Linked DNA regions of Mus musculus: region 2 is linked to region 1. The links are chromatin contacts, found by Hi-C or POLR2A ChIA-PET in ENCODE. All regions are on one chromosome and are shown on one strand. The core of a region is the stretch at or near the end of the contact, and the rest is flanking DNA. Distances in the headings are between cores, read along the strand shown.

Region 1 (3,903 bases), core at 612-3,111:
GGGGCGGGGTGGCATGCTACAATGGCATCCGTGAGGTCTTTTTGTCCCAGATGCCACTGTTCCTCCAGCAGACTGAAGCAGCTGGACCTCACCCCCAGACTGGGGATCCTGAAAGTCAGTGACTTGCCTCTTCCTTCAGACTATGAGCTCAGAAAACCAAATGTGTACTTCCTTCCATCAGGCTGGGAACCAGGAAAGGCAAGGTCCTGATGCCTCCCTCAAGCCAGGAGCCTTCCTACAGCACCCTCCAGACTGCAGGCTTCCCAAGGCAAGCCCTGCATCTGCCACCAGACCACAATTAGGCAAGACCCGCCTCCCTATCAGCCAGAGTGTTTTGGTCCCCTACATATACATGCCTGGATTTTGGGTTTTTGAGTGGGCCTCACTATGTAGCCTAAAGGTATGGCTGCCAGCCTTAAAGACCTCCCCTTCTGTCCCCCTGCTTTGGTACACTTACCCTCCCGGATTTGAGGGGCATCGATTCTTATCCTGCTGTTCCCTGAGGCCCCAGTCGCCCCGTGTGTGCCTCAGGATGGAACAGTCACACTGTTCCTGAACAAGAACAGGGTTCTGTCCCATGCCACCAACAGGGTACATGGAGTCTGAGACTCCGTGGGGGACTATCCAAAGCAGGCCGAGGCAGAGACAGGACTAGTTCATGGGGACTGGCAGAGGCACAGGGAAGTGGATTGTTCTGGAACTGCAGTATAGCAGATTACATGGCCTTCATAGGCTATACAACCCACTCATGCATGTTTTCCCTGTGCTTTCATTTGGGTTTAAGATGCTGGGGGCCAACACTACCCTCTCAGCTGCCCCCAGCCTTTGGGTTGTACTTCTAAATGCGACAGGGATAGAGCATGTGAATTATAATCCGGAGTCAGTGTGATACAGACTGACCCCCGTCCCATCTTCCAAGTCATCCAGAAGGTTTTCCCAAGGTAGTTGCCATGATCCTCCTCCCCGCTATCAGAAGAGTTTACTGCTCTGGCTTTTTCTGTTCTTACACGCGCAGGCGCGCTAACATACACACACACACACACACACACACACACACACACACACACACAGGCGCCCGCGCCCCAATGGAGGCTCTGAGGCGACAGAAAGTCAAGTGCCGTTTGATTCTGCCTCAGGCCCCCTGATTGCTATTCCTGCCACGTACAGGCTCCATGCGAGAAAGCTCTTGACTACACCAGCACACACAGGATCTGGTGACCCCTGGGGACGCTGCCTGACAGAGATAGGAGTGGGTGGTTAGGGGGACTTAGCCTACTCCAGATGCCGTGCTGGCTCTAGGCCTCAGTTTCTCTGCCTGGAAAACAGAGCTCACAGTGGACAAGAGGATGACCGCTCTCTCTGTGAGCCACCAGTGCCATCCTAGAGATGTCCAGGCACAAATGGTCAGATGGGTGGCTTGAGTTTCGCTCCACACACAAAGCCTTTCTATGCCTCAGTTTCGCCAACCTCAACGTCTCAGTCGGTAGGGCGCTTGCTAGTATGCACAAAGCCTGGAGTGTCATCCCTAAATGCTGGGAGACTGAGGCAGGAGGATCAGGAGTTCGAGGTCATCCTTTGCTGCAAGTGAGTTGGAGGCCAGCCTGGGCTACATGAGACCCTTAGCAGTAACTCTTGCTGTCAATGCCTCCTGCACCGATTACCAGTTGGGGAGACTAAGGCGGACAGACAGTTGGCCATGGCTTTTGGGTCACTCTGGCTGACTACTGCCCGCCTGTCTCTCCTTGGGGTTCGACCTCCTAGCTCCATCTGCAGCCCTTGAGGTCTGAGCCCACCTCCCTCCCTCCGCTCGCGGACCCGCAGCTGCCGACGCCTCCCACCCCTCCCCCTCGCCCGGCACAAAGCGACGGACGGACGCAGCGGTGACGGACGACGCCTCCCGCCCTGCGCCACCTCCAGCCGCGACCCTGCGCGATGCTCGGGCCTCTCGCCCAATCCCTGCCCGGCCCTGGTCCCAAGGGCAACTCGGTCCCCACGCCGGTGGTCTCGTCCTCCGGGATCCTCCAGGGTCCGAGTCCTGCTGTCTCCACCCCGGAGCCACAGAAGGTCTGAGGTCTGCAGGTCTGTCCGCAAGGCGGGACCCAATGGGACGCGGGTGTTCTCGCCCCTCCGGTGGCCCTGAGAACCCGGGCCTGGACTCAGTGGTTTAAGTCCCTTTTGTTGTGCAGTGGCGGCGGCTGCAGGCGGTTAAGGGATAGGGGAGGTTAAGGGATTGAGGGGGCGGTGTGGAGCAGGAGTTAGGGGACCGGGAGGTTAAAGGAAATGGAGGGGTCTGGAGATTAAGGAATACTGGAGATGGAATTAAAGGATTCAGAGATTAAGGGATGGAGATAAAGGATTGGAGGTGTGACGGGGGCGGGGTGTGAAGGATCAGGGGTCAAGAAATCTGGGTAATTCGGACTGGTGGGGCTCGCGGGATCGGACAGCAGCCCCACAGGGAGTACGACCCTCTGGAGTGGCTCAGCCTCTGACAACTTTATGCATGGAGCTGAAGGGGTAATGTGAAACAGCCCTGTTGACATCACACCTGCAACACGGACCCTAAAGTTCGCAGTTCCCGCAGACCCTTGGCCTGCAGCACCAGGGTCGCCACCTGCTGCCCCCTCTGCTCTGAGCCCAGCCAAGGACTTCTGACCTCCAATCTTCCTGTCCTCTTCCTCTTCTCTCTTCTCCCTTCTTCCTCCCCCCTTTTGTCTCCCCCTCCTCTTCTCTCCCCTCCTTCCTCCCCCCAGCCCCAGGACGAGCTGCAGAGCTAGGCATGAAGGTCCTTGTTTGACACCAGCATATTTTGGGGGCACCAATGGCCAAGTGGCTCCGAGACTATCTGAACTTGGGCAGCCGGAGGCCGCCTCCGCAGCCGCCCACCCCCGACTACACCGAGAGCGACATCCTGCGGGCCTACCGCGAACAGAAGGACCTGGACTTCGAGGACCCCTATGAGGATTCCAATGGCCGCGCTGAGCCAGAGGTCACCGGGTCCGGTGACCCCAAGTACAACTCTCCTAGGCACCGGCTGATCAAGGTGGAGGCTGCAGACATGGCCAGAGCCAAGGCTCTGCTGGGGAGCCCGGGGGAAGAGGTGCGTGGAGGACCTGGACGGGTGTTCTGTCCCTATCACCCTGGGTTCCCCACCTCATCCCCCGCCCCCTGGGGAGTCCAAGATCTTCTGGGCTAGCCATTATCCCCCTCGGCCCATTCTCCCTTCAGGGAGACAGAGGGTAGGTGTTGTTTTTGGTTTGTGTGAGACCTGGTCCAACATTGCCCAGGCTGACCTAAAACTAGCTACAATGAGTTTGAACTCCTGATCCTCCTGCTGCCTGTACTTCTGAAGTGTGTGTCACAGGATGACAGGCATGTGTCACAGTCACTGTTTATGCTGTGCCTGATGGAAGCTGGACCTGGTGCATGCCCTGCTTGGTTTTACCGAAGGCTGAGACCCCTTTAAGGTCGAATGACCCTTTCACAGGGGTTGCCTAAAACCATCAGAAAACACAGATAATAAATTTTAAAAATCATAATTCATTTTTTAAAGTTACAGTTATGAAATAGCAACAAAATTATTTTATGGTTGGGTGTTGCGGTGTTAGGAAAGTCCAGAACCACTGCTCTGTTGGTTTCGTTTGGTTTGGTTTGGTTTGGTTTGGATTGGTTTGGTTTGGTTTGGTTTGGTTTGGTTTGGTTTGGGGACAGGTTCTCCCTGTGCAGTCCAAGCTGCTCTAAAACTTGTAGTCCTCTTACCCCACAAATCTCTGGAAGGCATAAGAGAAGTAAGGAACACAGAGAGACAAGACACACTGGGATCAAGGCCTGCCTCGTACTCATGTGTGACCCTGTGTGACTCTCTCTGTGCTTCTGTCTCTTCACCTGTAAAGTAGGCCGATATCC
Region 2 (4,099 bases), core at 870-3,369, 38 kb after region 1:
AGATCAATTAATTTATTTTTTTGGTTACATTTACTGAGTGTATGGGTGTGGAGGTCAGAGGACAGTTTGTAGGTCCCAGGGATTAAATTCAGGTTATCAGGTTTGGTGCCAAGAGCCCTTTCCCACTAGGACACATCACCAACCCCTACACTGATATCATTCCCAGCCTGTGTATCCAGAGTGCCCTTATCACACTCACATCTAAGTACTTCCGTTATTTAATTTTAGTTTTCTTTCTTTTGCTTCATTGAGACATGGTCTCCTGTAGCCCTGCTGGCCTCCAGTTAAGTAGCTTAGAATGAACATCTGAACCTCCTGTCTCCTGAGTGTTGCTATGTCTGGTGTGCACCACCATGTCTAGGTTTTTGTTTTGGTAGTGGGTTTTTTAAAAAATATTTATTTATTTATGTGTGTGTGTGTGTGTGTGTGTGTACACTCACTGTCTCAGACACACCAGAAGAGGGCGTCGGATCCCATTACAGATGCTTGTGAGCCACCATGTGGTTGCTGGGAATTGAACTTGGGATCTTTGGAAGAGCAACCAGTGCTCTTAACCATTGAGCCATCTCTCCAGCCCTGTGGTGGTGGTTTTGATTTTTGTTTTTTGACTCTCGATACATAGCCCAAGTGATTTTTTAAAAAAGATTTTATCTATCTATTATATGTAAGTACACTGTAGTTGTCTTCAGATCTCATTACAGATGGTTGTGAGCCACCATGTGGTTGCTGGGATTTGAACTCGGGACCTCTGGAAGAACAGTCAGTGCTCTTAACCGCTGAGCCATCTCACCAGCCCCCCAAGCTGATTTTTAACTGCCTCAGCCTCTCAAGTGCTGAAATGACAGACAGGTGCGGGACAGCAGGCCTGACGTTCACTGCTTTTGGTACTTTGAAATTTTATAACAAACCGCAAACCAAGTCAGTTTATTTCTTTAGCTTTCTACTTTTTTTTTTTTTTTCCCCTTGTCGCTGTAGAAGCAACTCAAGCCCTTTGCACAACCTGAGTAAGTGCTCTATCGGTTACACACAGCCCTTCCCAGTGTGATTCTGCGCTGAGGTTCTGCCCTGACCACGCCCCCAGGCCCCCCACTAAGAACGGTCTTGAGAGGGCCTGGGCGCCTGGCTTGTGGTGGTAGTGTACCTGGCTCCTGGCTAGGACAAGGCTCTAAGGTCAATTCCAGTACAATTGATCAGTGTGTAATTGTAAATTTGGCCAGGCGTGGTAGTACATTTGGGTTTTCCCAGAACTTGGGAGGAAGAGACCGGAGCAGCCGTAGTTACATAGTAACTTGAGTCTAGTGCGGTCTGCCTGAGATGCTATTTTGGGGATGGGGGGGTGGGGGGTGGCGGAGGTTCAAGACAGGATTTCTCTGAATTGCCCTGGCTGTCCTGGAACTCACTCTGTAGACCAGGCTGGCGTTGAATTTAGAAATCCACCGGCTTCTGCCTCCCAAGTGCTAGGATCACAGGCCACCACTGCCCTGCGAGATGCTATTTTCAAAAGGCAAAGGCAGAACAGATTGTGAACTCATTTTCTTCAGTTCCCAGCTAGGGCACCTGGACTTTACACAGGTAAAAGGGTGGAGATGGGGACCCAGATAGTGGCTGTGAGTGGCACAACCTTCCTTTATCTTCAACCAATGTTATCTTTAGGTTTCTGTACATTGTCAAGCCACAGTAGTTGCTTCAAAGTGTCAAAGGCCACAGGGGAGCTAGGTGTGGGGATGCAAGCCTATGACGTAAGCAGGAGGGGGCTGAGCAGGAGGATCACTGCAAGTGGAAGGAAGGAAAAGAAAAATTAGCCGGGAGCCAAGGACTGTTGTAGCGCAAGGATAGGATGTGGCAGTAGTTACATCATAGAAAAGTCCCTTTTGGATCGAGGTGGAAGATAAACAGGATGAAAACGTCCAGTGAGCAGAACTTGGAGCCTCTCTCAAGGCTTTGCCTGTTTACAAGATGGTTAGACCTGCATATTGTGCCGGGACTTGGAAGCGGTAAACTATGGAGCCCAAAGTCTGGTGGCCTGGGCTAAGGGAAGAGTGGTTCTCGGACTGGTGAGATGGCTCAGTGGGTAAGAGCACCCGACTGTTCTTCCGAAGGTCAGGAGTTCAAATCCCAGCAACCACATGGTGGCTCACAACCATCCATAACGAGATCTGACTCCCTCTTCTGGAGTGTCTGAGGACAGCTACAGTGTACTTACATATAATAAATAAATAAACAAATCTTAAAAAAAAAAAAGAATGATTCTCATTACTCAGACCTTTCCAGAGCATCCTGCCTCTTTCCCCAGTTTGAGGCCACCCGGATTTTCAGACCTCCCTGGGTTGGGGTAATCTGTGATGAAGGACAAATCAGGATGAGAACAAAGGCCCAGGGCCTTGGGCGCCTAGTAACACCGCCCCTTCCCGCTCGCTGATTACACGTGAACGCCGATTGGCTGAGTGGGAACCATCCCTTGTCGCTGATTGGATGCTGGAGGCACCTGGTGATTGGCTGATGAGAACTGCCATTGGGCTGAGTTAACCCTAGAAAGGCTAAAGCTGGCCAGGCTCAGACCTTTCGATCCAGCTATAACGCGCAGCTGCTTTCCTAAAGCGGCTCTACATTTCTTACAAACCTGTTTCTTCCCTGCTCCCAACCATCAAGGGCTCTGCCTTTAGCTAGCGCACTAGCCTCACTAGCAGCTTCCTTCATCGCTGCTGTAGGCTGAGGGAATCATGAGCTCCAGGATGCAGCCCCACTAAGGGAGTATAGTCCCCCTGAGAGCAGGGGATGGGGGGCGGCGTCCTGAGTCTGTTTTTCCCTCTAGTTCACCATCTGCTTCAGTTTCCCTTGTGTCCCAAGGTCTTCCCTCATTTCTTTAACTGCGCGTGGGCAGGCCCAAGACCTAAGGTTTCCATCTCTTTCCTGAAAGCTGAGCCACTCCTGCTCAGGGATCAAAGTTGCAACCTAGTAGCTGGTGGCCTCGAGTATGGTATCTCTAGTCCCTGAATGAGAAGGTCCTGGGCCTGTTTCCTTCTCCAGGTCTCCCCCAACCTCCAGCTTTAGTTTCGCCAAATTGCACCGGATCGCTCCAACTCCAGTGCAAGCACAACCCAACCGCTCCGTATCCCCTCCGCCCCCGGCGGGCCAAACCTCCCCACCCATTTTCAGTAACCAATAGACTGCTGTGTCCCCGCGCGGGGAGGAGCCCGTTCACTCGGAGGAGGCTGTGCCGGGACACAGCGTCCATGGCAGGTAGGATGGTCCGCGCAGGCGGGGACGGGGCAGCGGGACGCGACCTCTGCAGCCAGTTGCTATTTCGCTGCAGCTCCCGAGTCTCTGTCTCCCGGGGCCACGGCCGAGGAGGCGCCGGAGGAGGATGAGGACGACGCGGAGGCCGAGGACCCCGAGCGCGGGACGGGTAGCGGAGGGCGCAGCGGCAGCCTCGGTGGCAGCGGAGGCGGCACGGCAGGGCCTGGGATGGCCCTAGGGGGCGCGCTCACGAGGCGCGCGGTCACGCTTCGGGTGCTGCTCAAAGACGAGCTGCTGGAGCCCGGTGAGGGGGTGCTATCCATCTACTACCTGGTGAGCGACCCCCGGAGACCGTTCATGTCCTCCACTGCTAGCGTATAAAGAGAAACTGAAGCCCAGAGGAACCGTGTTAATCACAATGCCACATAGCTATAACCACTGCCATCTGGGTGTGTCCGCGGGCAACCAATCTGTGTGATTGCGGCTTCCCCATCTGTAAAATGAGGCCTTCCTTCCCAGGCTCTCTATGAAGATGATGGCTTCAAAACTGTGTACTGTTATTTAAAATGATCGCCCAAAAAACTCTTTGTGATACCAAGAATGGAAGGGAGCTTTACCCCTGACTATGCCCCCAGCCCCCTCACTGCGGGATTCTAAGCAGGGGGTCAATTCCTGACCTTGCACCCAACCAACCCCTCACTTGGGAATTTTAGGCAGGAGTTCTACCTCTGAGAACAGTCTTATTAAGTATTCCAAGCAGGTTCTGAAGTTGTGTGCTTCCTGCCTCAGCTTCCCCAGTAGTTGGGCTGACAGGCCTGGGCCGTTATGCCTGCTCTGGCTGCCATTACTTAATTTTAAAGTT

Evidence for each region. A loop is a pair of places that touch in the nucleus more often than their neighbours do. ChIA-PET counts read pairs that join two places held with the same protein, here RNA polymerase II (POLR2A).
Region 2: a loop to region 1 is called in a map of T-helper 17 cell, with 2.3 times the contacts of the local background. The contact joins the promoter of Stap2 here to the promoter of Shd in region 1. A Hi-C loop is called at or near these places in 24 of 37 maps with a recorded cell type or tissue (CH12.LX, Patski, T-helper 1 cell and 8 more). POLR2A ChIA-PET finds 5 or more read pairs at or near these places in 5 of 5 experiments (Patski and embryonic stem cell).

The regions. Positions count from the first base shown.
Region 1 is chr17:55,968,621-55,972,523 of GRCm38, forward strand. Shd (src homology 2 domain-containing transforming protein D) reads left to right here and starts at 1,862. Exons shown (of 7, transcript NM_009168.2): 1 at 1,862-2,079; 2 at 2,751-3,097. The coding sequence starts at 2,819.
Region 2 is chr17:56,006,017-56,010,115 of GRCm38, forward strand. It overlaps Stap2 (signal transducing adaptor family member 2), which reads right to left and starts at 2,120. Exons shown (of 14, transcript NM_145934.3): 1 at 1,401-2,120. It overlaps Mpnd (MPN domain containing), which reads left to right and starts at 3,185. Exons shown (of 13, transcript NM_026530.5): 1 at 3,185-3,240; 2 at 3,314-3,570. The coding sequence starts at 3,234.